Regions from separate parts of the Mus musculus genome. Here region 1 is linked to region 2. The links are chromatin loops, found by intact Hi-C in ENCODE. Cell type or tissue: left cerebral cortex. All regions are shown on one strand. Links, peaks and the distances in the headings refer to the core of each region. The heading gives the core; the rest is flanking DNA. Region 1 holds the start of Dock8 (dedicator of cytokinesis 8). Region 2 overlaps Dock8 (dedicator of cytokinesis 8).

Region 1 (12,603 bases), core at 4,604-12,603, 77 kb before region 2:
TACCCTTGAGGCGAGCATAGACAAGATCTTTTCCCCTCCCTCCGTCCCAGCACCCCTCCCCACCTCTAACCTTCCTGGTTAGATTGGGCAGCTTGGCTCTACATATACCCCGCACCATGATGCTCTGCTCTGCGACAGGCCCCAAAGCAATGGAGTCAGCCACTGCGCACTGAAACGCTGAGTCAAAAATGCCTTTTCCCTCTTTTGAAGTTCCTACAGCTCGGCTGTTTTGTCATAGCAGCGCAAAGCAGACTGAAGACCCAGCTAGAAATGAAGAAGCAGGGGTGTGAGTCCAGGTGGCTTAATGTCAGAATGCAGATGAAACACAGCATTACCCTGCCTCCCCCCCAAAATCAAAAGTGCATTTTCTTAAATCATTACAAATATAGCCAACAGAAACATATTAAATATGCAATGAGAAAGAGTAAGGTAACGTGCTTGTGAGAAAATGATTATTTTATGTTCTTTCTTGTGCTCCCTTTCATTAGTTATCTCATTGTATCTCACCAATTTAAGTAAAAGTGTGCCTTTCAGAAGGCAGTATAAGGTGATTGTCACCAGGACAGCCTTTAGAGACAAACTTCCCACATTTGAATACTGTTACCTACAGCCAATGACTAACTATGTAGTTGCTTAGTCTATGCCTCGGTTTCCTCCTATTTAAAATGGAGATAATGACCACGCCTATTTGATGTGTTGAAATTCTGGAATTAATTGAAATAATGTATTCTTGCCTGGTACACAAGGTCTAGTCAACTGATACTAACCATCTTATTTGCTCATGTGACTGAACATGCACGAATGGCCAGAGGATTTGGTTGGGAGTTGGTCTCCACCTCCTCTTCACTTGGTAGCTCTGCTTCCCGCCCACCTTGGGCAGTTCTTTGTGGAGGTAGATGGCCATCGATGGCCACCACCACTGCAGAGTCACTCCCTTCCCTATGTCCTTCTCACTGGAATAAGAAAGGCGCTCTTCCATGTGACTGCATTGAGAGCTGTGGTTTTTGATACTTCCTGGTGCTCACAGATCCTTTGGCTTAAACTATGAGAGGCAGGGTAGGCCTACTTACTGTATAGGTCAAGAGAAGACAGAATGGAAATATTCAAATACGAGATAACTTTGCTATGTGCTGAAGGTGTGAAGAGGCAAGCAGGAGTTTCTCTTTTAGCATTGTGAGGTCTGTAAGAAGTCAGACCAATACAAACTCATGGGGCCATAATCATTTCTCCATGTAGACTTGCTGGGAACAGAAGTATCTGTAGAAGGAAATTATTTTTCCAAAGGAGAATGTGAGCTGAAGCCTGGAATGGAAGTCTATCCCCTAAGCACCCAAACATACAACAGTATTCTCTCTCTCTCTCTCTCTCTCTCTCTCTCTCTCTCTCTCTCTCTTGCTCTGCAGGAACGGAATGAACTGGAGGAGTGGGAAGGATTTAGAGGATGCCAGAGAAACTGTTCAAACATAAGAACTAACAACAAAATAGGAGATAGATTCTTTCTTTGGAGAGACAGGGATGCTGTGAGTCAGAAGTGAACAGTAACCTTATAGGGCAGCTCTTCCTCCTCCTCCTCCTCCTCCTCTTCCTCTTCCCCTTCTCCTCCTCCTCCTTATTTTTAGTACTATTACTAATTTGTTTACTTTACATCCCAATAGTAGCTTCCCCCATCTCCTCCCAGTCCCTCCCTCTCCCCTCCCCTCCCCACCATCCTCCCACCCGTCCCTTTCTCTTCAGCGAAGGGGAGGCCTCCCATGAACATCAGCCCACTTTGGCATACCAAGTTGCAGTAGGACTAGGAGCATCTACTCCTACAAGGCAGCCTTGGCTAGGGGCAAGGTATCCAAAGACAAGCAACAGAGTCAGATACAGCTCCTAGAGCAGTGGCTCTTAGCCTGTGGGTTGTTACAAGGATCACATATCAGATATCCTGCAGATCAAACATTAGCATTATGATTTATAACAGTAGCAAAGTCGCAGTTATGCAGTAGCAATGAAATAATTTTACGGTTGGGGGTCACCACAACATGAGGGACTGGATTAAAGTGTCACAGCATTAGGAAGGTTGAGAACCATTATTATAGAGCCATATGATACTCCAGGAAGAAGCAAAAGTACCTAGACTGGGGGACCAGCACTATATGATTTGGGGAGCTATGGTAGTTAATTGTGGATATAAACTTGATTAGATTAAGAAATATCTATAGCGGTAGAACTGCCCTGGTGGTATGGGTGTAGGAGAACTGACCCTGAAGGCTTGAGCCTGAGGGTGAGAGAGCCAACCCTGTGCCTTTCCTGCGGCTACCAGCAGGAGACCTGGCCCCACCCCTCGCCTAGGCAAAGAGGGAGAGCTGGCCCTGGTGATGCAGGTGCATGGGGAGCTGGCAGGGTGAACAACACAGCCACCTCCCAGGCACAGATCCAGGACTTTGAGTTGGTCCACCCCAGCATCTACCTCATCTATGAACTGCTGGAGCGTGTGAAGAGGCCAGTCCTGCAATACCAAGCTGAAGGACCTCCGTGACACTGGGCAACAACAGGACATCTGAGAGGAGCCCCAGTGAGAAACTAGTATTGATCGTTTAGCAGAAGGCAGAGGCCTCAAACCAGACCATTGGCTCATTGTAATAAACATTTACAAGTCAAGCTGTTTGAACAGAAGGGTGCACTGTGTGATACACTGTGACATACCATGATACACCGCAGCTTCCACGGGGGGGGGGTGTTTCCCCTCTTATTTGTTGTTTTTATTTTTTATTATTTTTATTTGTTTATTTGTTTTCTTTTGCTGGAGTTTCAAGGGCAGAGGGCAGATATGAGGGGGCAGGGAGATAGGTGGGATTTAAGGTGCCTGATGTGAAATTCACAAACAATCAATAAAAAGTTGTTTTTTGTTTGTTTGTTTTTCAAGAAAACAATGTCTATAGTATCAAAATGTCTATAGTATCAGTGAAGCACACCTCTGGGTACATCAAGGGATAGTTAACAGATGGAGAAGACATGCCCTAACTGTGGACAGTGCTCTCCCTAGCCTAGACTGGATGAAAAGAGGACAAAGGAGCACCAGCATTCTCTGGTTCCTGATCTGCCCAGGTGTGAGCGAGGACTCTCACACTCTGACTGCCATACCCAGGAGCCGGATCCTGCATCCACACCCTCTTTACCAGGATGGGTTGTCCCCTCCGACGGTGGGCCAAAATAAACCTTCCTCCATAAATCTGCTTCTTGTCAGCTATTGGTCACAGTGGTGAGGATAGCAGCTAATACGTGAGTATTGTCTGAAGTATTTCTCAAACAATACACAACCCTTCACTAACATCAGCGTTTATACAAGTTAAGAAAAGTTGCCAGAAGTAGGAGAGACATTCCCCGCCTCTTGCTGCCCCACATTCTCAAGGATATTAGATATTTCTCACTGTGGAATGCCAGGTAGAAAGAGATTTCTCCCAGAGGAATAACCTGCACAGACAAAAAGCAAGTTTTATTTGCACGCAGGCCCTGTCTACCAAGGCTTCATATTTTTTCTACTTTTTTTTCTCTGAGTGGATTTGGTATCGTCTACCTTTCTGCCTGTGTTGTACAATGCTCCTTCTGTCTGCGATAGCCTCAGTGACTCTTCTCTGCCTGCCTAACTTATCCATTAAGACTCACTTCCAACATCACTATGGCAACAACGCCATCGTGTTTGGTGTCAATCTCTCTGCTGCTCTCCCCCTCCCCTCAAGAATAAGTCATTTCCTGCCTGAGCTTCCTCACTCTCCCAGAGTTGCGTACAGCAAAGGTTCCTGTGGTATTCCACAGAGCCCGGGCCTCCTTTTCCTTCTCTGTGTGTCTCATTCCTAGACCGTGAGTCCTAGGAAGTCAGAGAACCGCATTGTTAATTGTGTTGATCCTGCTGTCACCAGCACAGGACTTGATCTATGGCGACCACTTGGAGAGGGTTTGGAGAATAGTTGGAAAGTGTGTGGATAAGGAAGGAGTTTCTTAATGAATCCATCCAAAGTCCCTTTAGTTACAGAATAGAGAAATGTGACTATTCCCACTGAATGCAGATACATTTGGATACAATCCATTTTTTTTTTTAATAGAATAGAGTTTATTCAGGGCATGGGGGGAGGAGTTAAGAAGGTAGTAGAGGCAGAGAGAAAGGCAGAGAAAGAAAGCTACAATCCAAATCTTATAGTGAAGATACTAAAATATATTATGTGCTGGTTTGAAATAAATACAGAACAGAGCTGGAAAACATTCATCTAAAGGCAAATTAAAACACTCAAGAGAATAACACATACTGATCTCGCTTCCTTCTGAAAGACATGGGGGGAACTTGGCCACTTCTACTCGGGTTTATTTTAATAGTTAGTGAGTGTGTGCCTCCACTTATTTGAGTACCAGCTATGTGTGAGGCTCTGTTCTGGGCACTGGAACAATAAACATGAACCAAACCAAAAAAAAAAAAAAAAAAAAAGAAGAAGAAGAAGAAGAAAAAAGTTCTGTGGATCTTATGTACTATCAGCATAAAGAGTAATACATTTAAAGTAAGCAAAAAATAGTCAACATGGTGTTCTCTCATTGTCTGCTTGCCTTGTGCCATGAAGAGTATACTGTCCTCTCATTATACTTTATTAAAACTTATTTAACCTTTCAACATACAAATCTAGTATATCAGGATAAGGGCTATGGAAAAGGAGTCAGGCAGTATCCCGGAAGATGACATTTGAATACAATCTGAGAGAATCTTGGGAAGCTGTAGAGATAGTTTTTGCAAGAAGGGAGGAGATGTGCCAACGGCCTCGGTTCTCAATGTAGACCGACCCTGGTGCAGCCTGAATTCTATTAGGATGTGTTTACTGACAGTGAGATACGCTTCCAAACCAAGAAAGAGCGCTGACAAACTGAGAGAAGTTCTCCCTTGCGTGGGACATAAAAACTTGCCTCAATCCCTGAAGGATGGAGAGAACTGGTGGTAATGTAGGCTGAAGAGAGCAGGAGGAATAACAGATAGGAAGGCCCCAGAAGAAAGACCACTGTCTTCTCGGTGATGAGTTGTGGCTCTGCCCTGCTTTGACTGAGGCAGGCCTGTCAGTCACTGAGGGGAGGATTCACTTGATCATGGAGGCTGCCGAGAAACTACGAAGGGTAGTTGGCAGGGATGTAGGCCAGTGGCAGAGACCAATTAGACCAGAATAAGCAAGGCGTGGAGCAGGGAGTGGTTTTTGTTATCCTGACATGAACCCATGAGCCAGGATGGAATCCGTACGAACACTGGTATGTTTATGAAGAAGTGATACTTTATACAGAATGTGTGACCGCCCCCGGAAGGTGGTTAGAGCTGAAAGGTAAAGGTGAGGGGGAAGCTACAGCTGACACTTTCTTTAGTCCAGACAGCAGCATGTAGGTGAAGGTCATCCAAGGTGAAGGATTCTGATTCAAAGGTGGTGGTCATTGGGATCATAGTCAACTCAAAGCAGAAGCCATAGCCGGGACTTGAGGCTTTTAACTTACTCAGTAAGTCCAAAGTTTAAATCCGAGGAATAGGGAGGCATTGCCAACAACAGCTGTGAGTGATCGTAAGAGGGAGAGCCATTAGCTCTATGGAGCTAGAAGATGTTTAAACGGAAGTGTCTAGGTGACAGGCAGAGCTTTGGGATAGGAAATGGCCCTGCACTCACTGCTCTGTGATCTGGGCCAAGTCATTGTAATCCATCAGCTCCTCGGTTTCCTCTGTTGTAGGGTAGAGACAATGGCATTACTTAGTGGTTATTATGAATTAGGTAACTGGTTAATTGTAAAGGGGCTCGAAACAGTGCCCAGTTCGGGTGTCATTTAGTTGTGTGTTAAATAATACAAGAGAGACGCAATTTACAGAAAAATAAAGTTTGGGGAAACCTAAATGAGAAGTTAAGATAATTGATGCAGGGATGGCTGGTTGCAGAAGTCAAGAGCAAGGTTTTGTGAAAAGGGAAACAAAGTTGAATGACACAAGGCTAAAGAGAAGGAGGAAGGGCCAGAGAGGCCAGCAAATGAGGAAGGGAAGCCTTGCAGTTAGCTCTGCCTGGAGGAATAAAGAGAGAAGCTCGAGTATAGGGAACTGCAGAGACAGTGAACATGCAGAGAGGAGACGTTAGGATGGCCACTCCTGAGGTTTGCTGGTGAACCGTGAATTCGTTAGAGAGCAGATAAAGCTATGGCTAGCTCCATAGATAACATTCTTGATGATCTCAGTGACTGTTAAGGGAATGTGAAGGTATTTCTAAGCATAAAATGACAACATGGATAACGGTAATTAGATTAAGCTCAGCTCCACAGTCAGATATTATACATTGAATATAGTATAATGTGAGGCAAGGTGTGAGGTGCCATGATATACTCCTGACCGGCTCAAAAAAGTTTCCCTAATGGAAATATCTGAGCCATTTAAGATAACCTCATTACATTTTACTTGGGTTTATGTGGAACCAAGTATATTTTTGATTTGTATGAAAGTGCATGCCATGAACATTTAGAAACCCAAGACAAGCCCACCTGTACGTGGACTAAAGGCTCTGGTAAAAATGTTTCAATGGGTTACTTATTGTTCACAGAATGAAGATACACACACACACACAATTATTCTTTTAATATTTTTCTATCCAAGTATTTCCCCATAAATCCCATTGTAGTAAATATCTTTAGGAGACCTTTGGAAGTTAGAAACAACAGATATATATTTTTAAGCCTTCTAGAAAATTGACCCTGGGAATGAATCCAGGCCCTTGAGAATGTTAGGCCTTGCAGTTGCTTTGTAGCACAGGCAGACCTTGAATTTGTGATCCTCTTTCTTGCCTCAGCTTTCTGAGTAGTGGAGATTACAGGTTTGGATTACAAGGAATAGTTGGCCTCGTTTATTAAAGTCGTGTTTTCTGTCGGTCTGTACTTAGAGTCTCTGTATTGTTATGTTGTACACATTGTCTTTTATGTTTAAAGGCATTGGTATGAGGGAGGGGGAGAGTTACCTAACCAGCTCTGAAGGTTTGCTCAACTACCTACCCAGAAGCAGAGGAAGAAGGCTGCCAAGAATAAATAGCATATGGTCGGCCAGTATTTTAGTATTAGGTTACAAATTAAGTTGTAGTGGACCAGTGTTGTTCAGTAAGAACTCAATGTGCCAGCAAATGTGAGCTAAGGAAGTAATTTTTACATCTTCTTAATGGGAGCCACATTTTAATACAGGGAAAAACAAACAGGTGAAATTATCTTTAATAATATGTTTCTTAACTTAACAGCTTCCAAAGGATTGTTTTTAACATGCAATCAATACAAAAATTAAGACATTTTGCCTTATTTTTTTTCTGTACTGTCTTGGAAACCCAGTGTGTATTTATTTTCCAACCCATCTCACTTTAGACTAACCAAAAATTCAAGTGGCCAACGGCCACATGTGGCTTGTGGCTTCCATATCTAGACTCTGCAGCTTTGAGCCAAAAATATAGCCCTTTCGTGTTTCCGAAGGCAAGTTGACAAGTGGAAACACACGGAGTTCATACAACACAACTTGGACCAAATATATTACTTGAAATAGGCACAGTCTTTTCCACGCTCATCCTTTGGGGATTATTTTTATTTTTATTTCTCCAGATTTCTCCTTTGTGGTCTGGTCAGGTTTCTCCATGTAAAACAGAACTCTGTTGAGATACCGGTCAATCTCAATGCTGTGTATTCCCTCAGGTTCTAAAATGAAAAGTCATATAGCTCCTAATATTTACTCGTGGGATGCAGCCATTATAATAAAGTGTCCCATGAATGACAGTGCGCCTTCGGCTGGGAAAAAGTCGACTGATGTCCTAAGAGGCTGCCTTAAAAAGAAATGTTCCCAGGAATGGCGTCAATCCACCGGGTGGCCCCTCCAGACCCCGCTGGCTGCTTCTGGATCCAGCGCTCACTGCCCCAGTCGCCCTCCGGCTCCGGCCGCCGGCGTTTCCGGCCAGCTCTCGCGGTCCGCGCTCCGCAGCCACCGTGCCCGTCGGTCCCGGGTCAGCGGCGGGGGAAACGCGCGCCTGCGGCCGGCGACTCTGAGTATCCGGAGCGCGGCTCGGCGCGGCGTCCACGCCCTCGCCAAGCGCTCGGTGCGTGCCAGGCCGGGCGGCGCCGCGGGCGGCGGAGGGAGCAGAGCCCTCCCCCCGGGAGCTGCGCGGCCAAGGTGGAAATGCGGAAGTTTCCGCGGCGCGGCTGACAGATGAGGCTGGCGCCGGGCGCGCCGGGCTCTGCAGCGGCTGTGCGTTCGGGTCCCGTCCCCCCGCAGCCCCGCGAGCCCCGAAGCCGTGGAACCGCGCGCGCGCGCCATGGCCACGCTGCCGAGCGCCGAGCGCCGCGCCTTCGCGCTCAAGATCAACAGGTAAGACGGCGCGGTTCCTGGCCAGTCCGCGGCGGGGCGCGCCGGTCCCCGTGGCGACTCATTCTCGTCCTCTTGTCACCCGCGCTGCTGTCCGGACCAGCGTCTTGCGCCACCTCCCCAACCCGGCGTGGCTCCCGCCGCCCTCGCTGTTCTGAGACAGGTGGCCCGACCCGGAGCGCGGGGTCGCGCGCCCGAACTTGGCTTAACAAATTGCGCCTTCCTTCCAGTCGGGAGACAGCGGAAAGAAGCTAAGTGGCTGAAAATCAGCCCTGCTTTGAAGCAGATCGGTCCGTGGTCCAGGGTTAGGGCTCTTTCAACCCCCTCTTTCCAAAAAACATCTTGGCTTTGGATGGCAGCGCTATTTTTATACCTTGGTCCAAAAGGAGCCAACCATGAAGTGGAAAAAATGATTTTAAAAAAATTCCTCCTTTAAATAAGCGAAAGGGAATGAGCTGTAGCTGACGTTTAAAGATTTCTAGCACTCTAGAAAAGTGAAGAACACAGGGATTTCCAATTTATAAACAGAGCTGCACACGCCACATCTCTGTGAGTTGACTACTCATAAAGTTCTCGGTAGACTCAAGCGGCGGCGTTTCCTCCACTGAAAACTGCTGACAAGTATTCAAGGGGGCATTTTTGCCTTGACCTGGGAAATCTAGACTGCCTGGCTAAAAGATAATGTGGAAGGGCAGCGCTCTGGAGGACTTCCAGGGTTGGTGTTTTTTTCTTGTTCTTGTTTGTTTGTTTTTGCATGTGGGACGCTGGCCCACAGTAATTCATCTTTGGGCTGCTAGTGAGTGAAGCTGGAGTCACTAGGAATCACCATCCTTGAATAGTGAGCGGTAAGGACCACAGAGGGCCAGTGGAGTTTCCCTGTGCAGTTGTGAGCAAGACCTTTCACTTCCTTCACTATTTCATCTGTCCAATTAGTTTAATTATTAATGTGGACTGTATACAAATGCTAAAGGGTAACTATATCATAATTCAGTCTTCCTATCGGAGCCTTTCCCCTCATCAGGCTGTCCTGGCTGCAGTGGGGCCGTAGGGGCATAGGAAGTTTTGATGGCTGTCATCATTGCCTTCCCCGCTTCTCCTCTCTTTGTCCCTGTCATGAGAAAGAAAAAAAGCCAGGAAACAAGGAACAAGGGCAGGAAGCTGTTAGGGATTCAGGAGGGGTGAGACTGATCTGAAGTGACTGTCTGGGACCTAATGCAAGCCTGGAGACGCTCTTGCAAGGAGCTTCGGGGTTGGTATAACCCAAGGGTGGAGGATTAAAGTCCTTAGCCAGAAGTGGTGGACTTACCCATCATCCCAGCCCTCAGGAGGCTGAGACAAGACAATCACAAGCTGGATGCCAGTCTAGGCTGCATACAGAGACCTTGCAACAAGGAAACAAAACAGAAGCAACCACCCAAGCAAAACAGTGTTAGGAAAACCAAGAGCCAGGCTACATTCAAATTTCCTTACAAAGTTTTGCTGCAAACTAAGTATATCCCATTGGGCATACACATTTTATATTTTTCTCATGTTTGGTCTCCTCCCTCCTCCCCTTCTTTCTGTCTCTCCAAGGTCTCTCACTTTGTTTCACAAACTGGCCTTGAACTCCGAGCACTTGACCTGCTTCAACTTTCTGATTGCCAGGGTTGCAACTGTGTACCGGCTTTTGTGTCAGTGGGAATAACTAGTATCCGAACCCTAGTTTTTCCCTCTTCTGACTGTTAGGAGGACTGAGTAGAGTAGAGACAGCGTGCTTATGATGCCTGGCTCAGAATGAATGTTAAATAGCTGCTAGCTGACACATCAGTACCGCTAGCTTCGTCGTGGTCAATGCCATCTCTAATATCATCAAATCTGAGATGATACTTCAGAACCTACGAAGACAAAGTACCAAGGGCAGCTGAAGTTGGACTATTTTTCCAGGCAGAGGCCATTTGGGGCAGGGTATGGGGATGCCAGTGGCCACCTGCAGCTTTCTTGGGGTTATATCTCTCACATGTGCAACACAGTGCTGAGAACCCTAAACTGGAGCCAAATGTTCCAAGAAGTACCCATTTAGGAAAGAAAAGTATGCTTTCTAATCTTCTGGAAAGAGTCTACATTGTATTTTTCTTTTTAAAAAGAGTTTTGTTCTCCCCCCTGTAAGCCACTTTGTGTATTGGGAGCAAGAGTTACACTGAGGTCTTGGCTGGTATAACTTTCAGAAGAGTGGATTTCTGAGAATGTATTTGGTGTGGCTATAACATTCAAACCCGCCACTTGCAGGCTGAATACTGACTTGCAGATGTTGTTGCAGATGTTGTGCTCAGTCGTCCTGGACAGATGTGGTCAGCTTTCATTGTCCACTTGACACAATCCAGAGTCACCTGGGAAGAGAGTCAGAAATGATGGGTTGTCGGCATCGGGTTTGCCTGTGGACATGTCTCTGTTAGATTCTCTTCATTGTTGTTTGATGGAGGGAAGACATAGCCCCTGTGGGCAGTGCCATTTCACAAGCTTGATCCTAAGCTGCAGAAGAGTGAGGAAAGTGGACTTGAGCAAGCCAGGGTGTGTGGGGCTTCTTTAGCGCTTGGCTGTGGATACGATTAGCTGCTTGAATCCCTGTTTTGACTTCCCCAAAATGATGCACTGTGATATGAAATTGTAAACCAAATAAACCCTTTCCTCCGCTAAGCTGGAGATGTTTTTACCCTGGCGAGAGAAATGAAACTTGAAAGAAGGGGAAAGTGAAGCGTGGGGTGTACTTGCACAAGGCTGTGTAATTTGTAAAGATCACAGTCCGCGATAGCAGCCAGGACTACAGATGGCCCTTACATTGGCCCTCTGCATTAGGCCTGTACTATTTTGATCTACGTGTTTTAAGAATTTCCTTTAAAAGCAAAGAGTTAACTTTAAAAAAATCATTTCTGTAAACAGCATTGACAGCTCTGCTTCTGAGCAGTACCTGCTAGGTCAGCAAGGTGCTGTTCAGCAGAGTCAAACATGGAAAAAAAACCTTTTTTTACCTACATGAGTGTCTATTGGTTTTTAAAATAAATCCGATTCCAAAAGTAACACCGTGTGGAAAGGTGGCCATCAGGACTCTTAGTACACTTTCACATTTTCACCTTTCTATTTAACAATGATATTCCTTAAGACACTTGTTCTTTCTATTAATGAAATATTGTAATGTGACATATTAAAAATGAACAGTTGCAAAGAGCTCAGCTCTGGGCCCTACAGAGGAATGAGCAGTGTCTTACATACAGTCTGTGAAAAATGTTCCCCACTGCATGCAAATTTCTGTGGCTTCTTGCAAGCAGCATTGCCCAGTGCAGGGCCAGCGCCAAAGCCAGAGGAAGTCGTCAATGCTGGCAGCAGCTGTCTCGCCATGGTTGATCTGACTCTCTGGTGCTCTCAGAACCTTATATTCCCATGCTGGGTATCATCAGGGAGGACATGCTAGGAGCAGCTAGTGTGACTGTAACTCTAGTTGGGTATTTTGAAACATTTCTCTAGAACCAGTAACTCAGGGAGATAGAAGACAAGACTCTAGCGCCGAATTGTTCTGACTTGGAATGTCTGGTAGGCTAAGATGCATTGCTCTTGACTTTAGTTTTTCCCTGATTGTCACGAGCAAGAAAGACTAGATCTGAACTAGGTAGTCACAACAATGGTTGTGTTTGGGATTTTTAGGAACTGCTGTTATCAGATGTATCCTAGTTCTTTAAGGAACATTCCCCTGTTAATGAACGACCTCTTTGATGACTGGAATATGCTGCTTTTGTAGATGCAGGAAATTATTACTAATGCTGTGAAGATTCATCAGACAAGACCTTCATATTCTTTTTCCTCTTATGCAGTGTTGGTTATTAAAGCTAGGGCCATCTGCACGCTAGGCAAATGTTTTACCACTGAGCCATATCTCAGCCCACTTGCTTCTGTCAAACCCAGAATAAGTATAGAACTTGATCAAACATGAAAGTAAAACAAGAACTCTAGATAAATAAAGGAAAATCATAAACTGTTGTAAGCCCTGGACACCTAGGATTGAAAGAAGTAGATTGTAAGACTTACACTTTTATATTCCTTACTGTATTAGTTAACTTTTCTGTGGCCGTGACAAGATCTCATGACCCAAAGCAACTTACATACAGGAGAAAGAATTTAGTTTGGCTTATGGTTCCAGAGGGAGAGTTGATAAAGGGGGAGGGGGAGGCAACGCAACAAGCTGTCAGAGCAGAAAGCCAAGAGGTCAC
Region 2 (8,000 bases), core at 1-8,000:
AGAGTTGGGTCTTCAGAAAAAGTCTGGGGTGGAGTCTGCTGAGGATGGGGGTGGATCTCAGATCATATTTAGCCTTGGGCTGCATCAGTGTTGCGAAGAGGAACGCGACTGTAAAGTTATTGTGCCATCCTACTGTGAAGTACGGGACCATTGTCTTCCAATGCCAATCTTTATAACCACCATGGAGCCAAAGTTATAGGTTGGCATGGGGGACAGGAAGGTAAGATGAGTTGACAATTGCTAAGCTCACAGCAGCTGGAGAACGTGTATGAGTTGGTAAAGGGGACTTGATTGGGGTCCCTGTAGTTTCAACCACAGTGCCACGTGTCTGACACACTGCTTTCCTTGTATTTGGAGACAACCTCAAATTTGTAGAAAAATTGTACATATAGAACAAAGACCCCTTCCTCCTCACCACTAATCATGTGAGACTAGGTTCCCTACCTGATATCCCCATCACCCTGCCTACATTGGTGTGTAATTGTTACAAACAAGTACATTTGCCATTGTATAGTTGCCATATAACCCCCACATTCTGCAAATAAATATTAATTTTTCAATACCACTAATCTTCAGACTTCATTTTTCATCAAATGGCCAAAGAATGTTCCTTCAAGGATCCAGTTCTGAGTTGCACAGTGTGTTTAAGTACCCCATGCCCTTAGCCTTGCTCACATGAGAAGACACTCTCAGTATATAGTTATATTTCTCTGCCTTATGAAATTATGGGCCAGCTATTTTATAGAATGGTGCTCCCTTTGGGTTTAATTGTCACGATATATCCCTTTCCTTATCAAACCTTCAGTTTCTTTCTTTCAATATGGATCTATAATTTTCCACTTTATTGAATGATTTCACTCATGTCTGATGCATATTTCAATGATCAAACTATCTTCAGTCTGACTGGAGCCATGCTCTTTGACTGACCCCTATGTCTTGTTTACATGGCCCTAGCAGTCATTGATGGCATTCTTCCTCCCTGACACAAAAATTTCCAGAAACTCTTAGATTTCCCCATCTTCCTCCTGGAGTTAGCCGTGGCTCTCAGAGGCTGCCATGGTTTGGTGGGCTGTGGTACTCAGCAGCCAAGCTGTATGTATTAAGTGTGCTCATTTTTACTAAGGTTTTCCTCCTCACGCCCTTTCAGTGAAGAGAGTGGAAACCATGAGTTCTTGCTGGCATGGACATCTGACTTCACAGTGTTGGTTTTAGCATTCTCCCTTTGATATTTTAATTCCTTTGCTTGGCAAAATATGGCTCCCGTGTCCTTCATGTTCCTACTAAGTTGTCTAATCCTCCTCTGTGTACCCATTACCCAGATTCTCTTCCACCCCAGTCATCCTCCTCCTCCTCCTATTCTGGTTCTGACACTGGCCTTGTCACCCCTACCCAGATGAGCCTCTTCTTGCACTGACACAGTACCAGGATGCCCAAGCCTGATACCTCCTGTCAGATGTCCCTTCTTATAAATGCTTCTTTATTAGACTCGGGCTCAGTGATGGGCGTGCTCCTGGCTGTCCATGCTCAGATATCTTCCTTGCACTATTTAGACTCCAATTCACCCCTCTGTGAGGGTAGCACTTTCATAATAAATGCTTTCTGTACCCTATCCTGAGTTCGAGTTCCAGTTCTGGATTTCCCAGGCTACTCTCCACCTCCAAGACAGATGGCTGCCTTCTTCCAATGTATCTTAAGGTTTTAACACCTAGTTTTATAGGGAGAGTAGGAAAGAAAGGAGAGAGAGTGTTTGAGAAGTGGGAAGGAAAGGGAGACGGGGAGTGAAGGGACGGGAGAGAAGAGAAGGACACAATTATTCTCTGATCCTCACAATAAACTCTTAAATGAACTTCAGTTGTCCCCTTTTCTATATCCAAGGAAACTAGCTCAGCGACGTGAGGCCACCTGCCCAGATCAGCATCTGAGATCAGGCCCTTCTCACTCAGCCAGATTCTACCTGCTACACACTCTGGCCTCTAAAGAGAAGGCTTTCAAGAAATCTTTGGGTTTGGGGCGTTTCTGAGTGTGTAAGAAAGGTGTTTAAGACAGAGTTTGGCAAGCGATGGCTGTATTCATTCTGTGTGGACAGTTGCTCTCCCAGTCTGCCTATTTCCCCATCTTCCTGTGTCTTCACACGGGCTCAATGGGAACTTGGCTTTGTTTGAGTCGGTTGCCAGGGTGGGACGACTAGGCTGAGATGCCTGTAGCCAGAGGCTCTGAGCCAGCGGTCTCACTACCTACCCAGTGGTGGCTCCTTCCATGCTGGCACTTCTGGAATGAGTCACCTCAGTGCTTGCCAGCTCCTGCCTCTCCCCAGCCAGCATTACCCCTGCTTCCAAGAAGAGCACTGTGACTTTCTGAGATTTTAAGATGGGGAAGTGGATGCTGAAGGGTATGAGGAAGGAGAGAAACGTTTGTCTGACTCCAACCTGAACACAATGGTCTTACTGCTTTCCAAAGTACAAGTCCCAAAGGCTAAAGTGTGTGTGTGTGTGTGTGTGTGTGTGTGTGTGTGTGTGTGTGTGTGTTTGCTTATAAGTAGACACTCTTAGAGATCGATGTAGTTTATAAGATGGGGGAAAAAGGCAAGCTAACAGAGTGCAGTTCTGGTTGCTAAGACAGCAACACCATGTAGGTCTTTTGGCTGCTTCTCCAGTTTTGTTTTGTTTGTTGGTTGGTTTGTTTGTTTCTCTATAAATCCAATCTCTCCTTGAGAAGGAGCTTATAATACTGAACCTGTTTTTGAATTCAGTTCTCTTTAGAGGGAATGGGTCCTAAAAAGTAACTGCAGACACCATCGTGGGGAGTTAGAATGGATTCAGAGGGACTGCTGTGAGTATCTAGTCTTTTTTTTTTTTTTTTCTGCTCCACATAGGGCATTACAGAGCTAATAACCACAGGCCTAGTGTGTTCTCATTTGGGTCTAATTGCAAGACAACATTTCTTATTTAACCTATATTTGCCACTACTTTAGTTTAATTATTTCCTCTTGCCAGGATATTAGACCACTCACAGTGTGGCCAAGTAGACAAGGTACAGGACTACATCACCCGCAGCTCTTTTCATCTTTTCTGTTATTTATTTGTGAGTAGTGTGGCTGTTTGGGAACTGGTCACAGGGTGTGGCAGAGGCTACAAAACAACCTGCGGGAGTGAATTCTCTCTTTCCTGTATTTGGGTTCCAGGGATCAGACTCAAGCCGTAAGTCTTGGTGGCAAGCACCATTTCCTGTTGAGCCACCTTGCTACCCACCCAGGGTGTTTTCTTCCTTTATGCACCAAGGACTGCCATCCCCTCCATGTGGCTCCCTAGACTTGCTGGTGGAGAATAACTTTCAAGAAGTTGGCAGACTTAAGGACAGGTCTTTTCCCAAAGAGCTCTGTTAAAAGACAGTACATTTTATAAAATAAATGTTGGTTAGTTATCATTGACTCTTCATTTACAAACTCAGAACAACTGAAACTAAAAATACACACACACATACACACACACACACACACACCTTTCATTTTTGTTTTCAGATATTTAGGAATGCCAAATCAGAAATTATTATGGTCATTTTTCTTGATTTTCTCCTAAGTATTCATATTTGTTTATGGTCACTCTCTTCTTTTTTAGTTCCTAATTCAGCTTGCTTTTTGCCCAGCCTTATTAGATTGGATTGGGCACACAAATGGCCAAGGGACACTGAAGGCAACCAGTCATAGTAACCCAGGCTTAGAATAGTTGCCAGGTTGCTCTTGTAGAAAGCTTCAAGACTTTTTGTCACTTTTTCTCAAAAACTTTTTTTTTTTTTTTTTTTGTCTTCTGAGCACCATAAAATCAAGAGAAGTCCTGGCCTCCCTGCTAAAGCACTGGGGCATCTCCTCCCTCCTTAACTAATACAGTGAACTACCACACCTAACACAGTGAACTACTATACCTAACACAGTGAACTACTATACCTAGTACAATGAACTGCCATACCTAACACAGTGAACTACTATACCTAACACAGTGAACCTTCAGTACCTGCTGTGTGTACCTCTCTTCCTGCAGTGCCCATCCCTTTCAGAGCCTTACAAAGGGTGTTTGAATCCTTGCTAGCTTCCTACAGGTCTGTCTTTACCTGTAGGCTATTTGACCTGCCTAATAAATTCTAACCTCACTGCATGCCCCTTTACCAGCCTGCACTGTGGTCTTTACAGTAAAAACAGAAAGCATGGGCTGGAGAGATGGCTCAGCCATTACAAGCAATATCTGCTCTTGCAGAGGTCCTGAGTTTAATTCCCAGCAACCACATGGTGGCTCATGACCATCTATAATGTGATCTGATGCTCTCTTCTGGCATGCAGGTGTTCATGCAGATAGAGCACTCATATACATAAAGCAAAATAAATAAAAGTCTTTAAAAAAAATAAAGCACACAAATTAGGTGTGAATATACGTTTTCCAAGAAGCCTTTCAGTCAGAAAAATAGGCAATGTATGTGTTGGTTTCCATAGCTCTAAAATGACAAATTAGAGCTCCTGCTTTTTCTATTATGGTCTTACTTCTCCAGTAAATGTCTTGGCCATTCTATTTTAGACTCTTCCCGGAGAGAGAGTGGTGGAGGAGACAGGTAGACAGACAGAGACAGAGAGATAGACAGGAAGGAGAAAAGGAAGGGAGGGAGGGAGGGAGGGAGGGAGGGAGGGAGGGAGGGAGGGAGGGAGAAGAGAGGGAGGGAGGGAGAATGGGAACACACACCAGTGAATCTAGGCCCTCGTGCATGCTGGGCAAGAGCCTGACCACTGACCCTGACCTATATTCCCATCCTGTAGACAGCATTCTCCTGAAGCATCCAGAGTGGGTCTGTGAGTGTTAGCAACGAATGTCGGTGCATACATTATTTTTGTATATTTTTTCCTTCGCGGTGTCCGGCTTTTCTTACTCATTATTAAGAACATTGATGTGGAGTTGAAATGGCTTCCTCTATTTTTATCTTGAAACATTCTCTGTTTGCTGCTTCTGCACACTGCTAGGTTTATTTCAGCCTCTTACACTGCAGTCACAGTTCAACTTCAGCTTGGAGCCAAGTGCCTCACAGCTGAAGTGACCACACCTCTACCAATGGCATTTTCCCAGGCGTCCCTGCCTTTCATAATGGGCCAGCCAGGAGGCCAGTTCCTATGTGGCTACAACAGAGCCTTGTGTGAGGGCTGGGTGCGGCATTCGATGGAAGCCTCACAAGCCATCCTCTGTGGAGCCTCCGCCGCTGCTTCCCCCCTTGTGTCGTTACTTTATTTTTAATCTAATGCGTTGCCTCTTTCTCCCTCTCTCCTGCTCCCCGTCTCCCTCCAAATCAAATCATGCCAACACTGAAAGAAACCAAGGAAGTTCAGAGTTTTGCAGCTTTAAAAAGACGGGATCTCGCAGAGATTTTCAGAAGACGCTTCAGAAACAGACGTTTGAGTCAGAAACCTTGGAGTGCAGTGAACCGGACACTCAGGTACTTCCTGTCAACAAACACGGTTACCAGGTGACAGATGGCTCTGCCCAAGGCGTGCTGTCAGGTTCTTAAAAACTAGAATAAAAGTCTTCAAGAAGGAGGAACTCTACCATTGAGTCAGTGGCTGTTTTCCCCAAACTGGTTTGTAGCTAGCTGCAGAAACCAGGATTCAAATAGAAACCCCAAAGCACAGTGATTAAAATGGAAAAAGTGAAGGGGCTGTAGCTGGGGAAGAGACCGACAGTGGGCCCCGCCCTGTTAGAGCCAGGATGAGTCAAAGCCTTCATCTTCAGAGTGCCAGGCCTTTCTTAGTGATCCCTCGGCTCCATCATTAACCTCTCTGGGTTTTAGTTTTCTTCCCTGGAAAACACTAAGTGTTTTCCCAAGGATGACACTAAGTATCTCATGAGATGACATGAGTATGGAGTGAGTGAGTCAGAATGTGTAAAGATAATAAATGCCTAGTGTCCAATAAATCCTAGCTACTATGACTGCTGTTCCCACTATTTTCATAAGGTGGTGATAGTCGATTAAGTCCATGCTGCATATACCCATGTCCATAGAAACATTACTCCCAGTAGCCAAAAGATGGAAGCAATCAAGTGTCCATTGTGGAAGAATGGGGCATCAAGCGTGGTTGCCGGGCGACTGGGGAGGAATGGGGAGTTACTGTTTAGTGCAGAGTTTCAGTTTTACAAGATGTAAAGAATCATATGGAAAGAAAGGATGGTTGCTCTATAGAATGATAGTACTTAACCCTACCAAAAGATGGCTGAGATGATGTATTTTAGGCTGCGTGTATTTTAGAACAGAAATGTAGAAGAGCTAGCAATGATGCACTGTTTTTTAAGTTGGTGTGCTCATCCCTCAGGCCGGTGTTGTAGGTGAGAAAACAGAGAAAACAGAGGTGGATGAGTTTCCGTTGCACCTAGAAGCTGTTGCCGAGCTGGTGTGGTTTTTCTTTGATGCTTGCTCCCATAGCCATTAGTAAAACCCTGTGATAGGTGTATCCCAATCCCGTATGTCTGTATTTGTAAACCTAGCACTCAGCCTTAGAGTGTATATACATTTTTTTGAAGGCGCCTTAGAGTTATTTTCTAGTCTCGAAACTCAAGCTCTGAAGCTGATTAGAAAAATGTCCCTCCGTCCATTCGAAGTCCAGGCTCTTATGTGCTGTGCCTTGTCCTAGCTGTTTGCTCCAGCCTGAGACATGAACACGGTTCCTAAGAAACTTGGCTTCAGCCAATGACTGATAGGAACACAGTGATGTTTTCAAGTCACTGCTCAGGACTGGCTTACCTAACCGGTGAGGAATGACCTGCTTCCAGGAGAGAAAGTACATCGCACTTCAGGATAGTCCCACCAGAAAGCCAAACACAGTTTTGTCAAGCCTTCAGTTTGTTAAAACAAGTAAACAAACAAACAAACAAAAATTCCTTGAGACTGGAGCTGCTGTAGATCCCTGCTGGAACAGCCTTGAGACATCCCTGAGTCTAGTTCTCATTGACAAATGAGAATCTTGACCCTCATATAGACCGATTGTTTTCTCTAACAGACAGGACCCCGTCATCCCTTAAACGTGCTGTGTGACGTGTCTGGGAAGGGCCCCCTCACTTCTTGTGACTTCGACCTCCGCAGCCTGCAGCCTGATGAGCGGCTGGAAAACCTGCTCCAGCTTGTGAGCGCTGAGGACTTTGAGAAGGAGAAGGAGGAGGCCCGCAAGACCAATCGGCCGGCTGAGCTCTTTGCCCTCTATCCGCCCGTGGATGAGGTGAGTGAGAGTTTCCATAGGGGAGGATATTGGTGACAACAGGGAATCCAAGTATTGTTCTGCTCTCTGACACTGTAGAACAGCGTGAATATCTGGATGCTTACTTCGTGGCTCTTTTCACTTAAGCACACTTGTATTATTGGAGAGCCCCTTATTTATCATCATACCAATGGGATTTCTATAGCAATAACTAGCTAGAATTTTCATAGTATTTTAATTTCCTGAACATTTCAAGGGTCTGCATACAGTATATCATTCAGAGCCAACCGTCCAGTTACTTAGGGGTGTGTTTCACAACTAATCCAACAGGAACACACTGTTACTTAAAGCTTGGTGTTATTAAGTGCTTTGTTAAGATGTTTCCCCCGTGGCCCTAATGAGCAAGTAGAGACACTTGCTTTGAATACGCTCTGGGCAGAGATAATCACAGCCATGCTCCTAGTGTGTGAAGCTTTCGAATCCAGTTTTCCCACCTCTTCATTTACTGAAGTTGGCCCAGAGCAGTTTAGATGTTGCTTGCGGTTGCTTGCTGGAGCACTTTGGATGGCCTGAGAGGCTGTCATCTTTCAAGCCTTCTGTGCTTTGACTCCTTGTGTGCTGTGTGCTCTTTTCAGCCTTTCCCTTTGTCTGTCAGGATCCCTACACTCCCGGGTCTCACCAAGACAGCAGCTGTCCTGTCTCTGCTGCTCACGTTTTATATAAAGTTCAGTTGCAAGAACCAAGAGCTGGAGGCTAGAGAGATGATGGCTCAGTGGACAAGAGT

Evidence for each region. Hi-C counts contacts between places; a loop is a spot of excess contacts. Peaks named below come from ENCODE experiments on the same cell type or tissue, not always from the same donor. Only the 100,000 strongest peaks of a DNase experiment are listed, where the experiment ranks them.
Region 1: it touches region 2 in a loop (9-fold over the local background); 3 of 42 quality-filtered maps call a loop at or near these places.

What each region holds. Positions count from the first base shown.
Region 1 is chr19:24,991,336-25,003,938 of GRCm38, forward strand. Dock8 (dedicator of cytokinesis 8) reads left to right here and starts at 8,194. Exons shown (of 48, transcript NM_028785.3): 1 at 8,194-8,368. The coding sequence starts at 8,316. In left cerebral cortex, for the core only: a CTCF peak has its summit at 8,368; DNase peaks (open chromatin) are centred at 6,009 and 8,147; H3K4me3 peaks cover 1,426 bases; H3K27ac peaks cover 454 bases.
Region 2 is chr19:25,072,738-25,080,737 of GRCm38, forward strand. Dock8 (dedicator of cytokinesis 8) reads left to right here. Exons shown (of 48, transcript NM_028785.3): 5 at 5,343-5,466; 6 at 7,022-7,237. Among named protein-coding and RNA genes, the nearest start is that of Gm34235, 20 kb to the right of the region's middle. In left cerebral cortex, for the core only: no CTCF peak of the experiment used is centred there; a DNase peak (open chromatin) is centred at 2,246.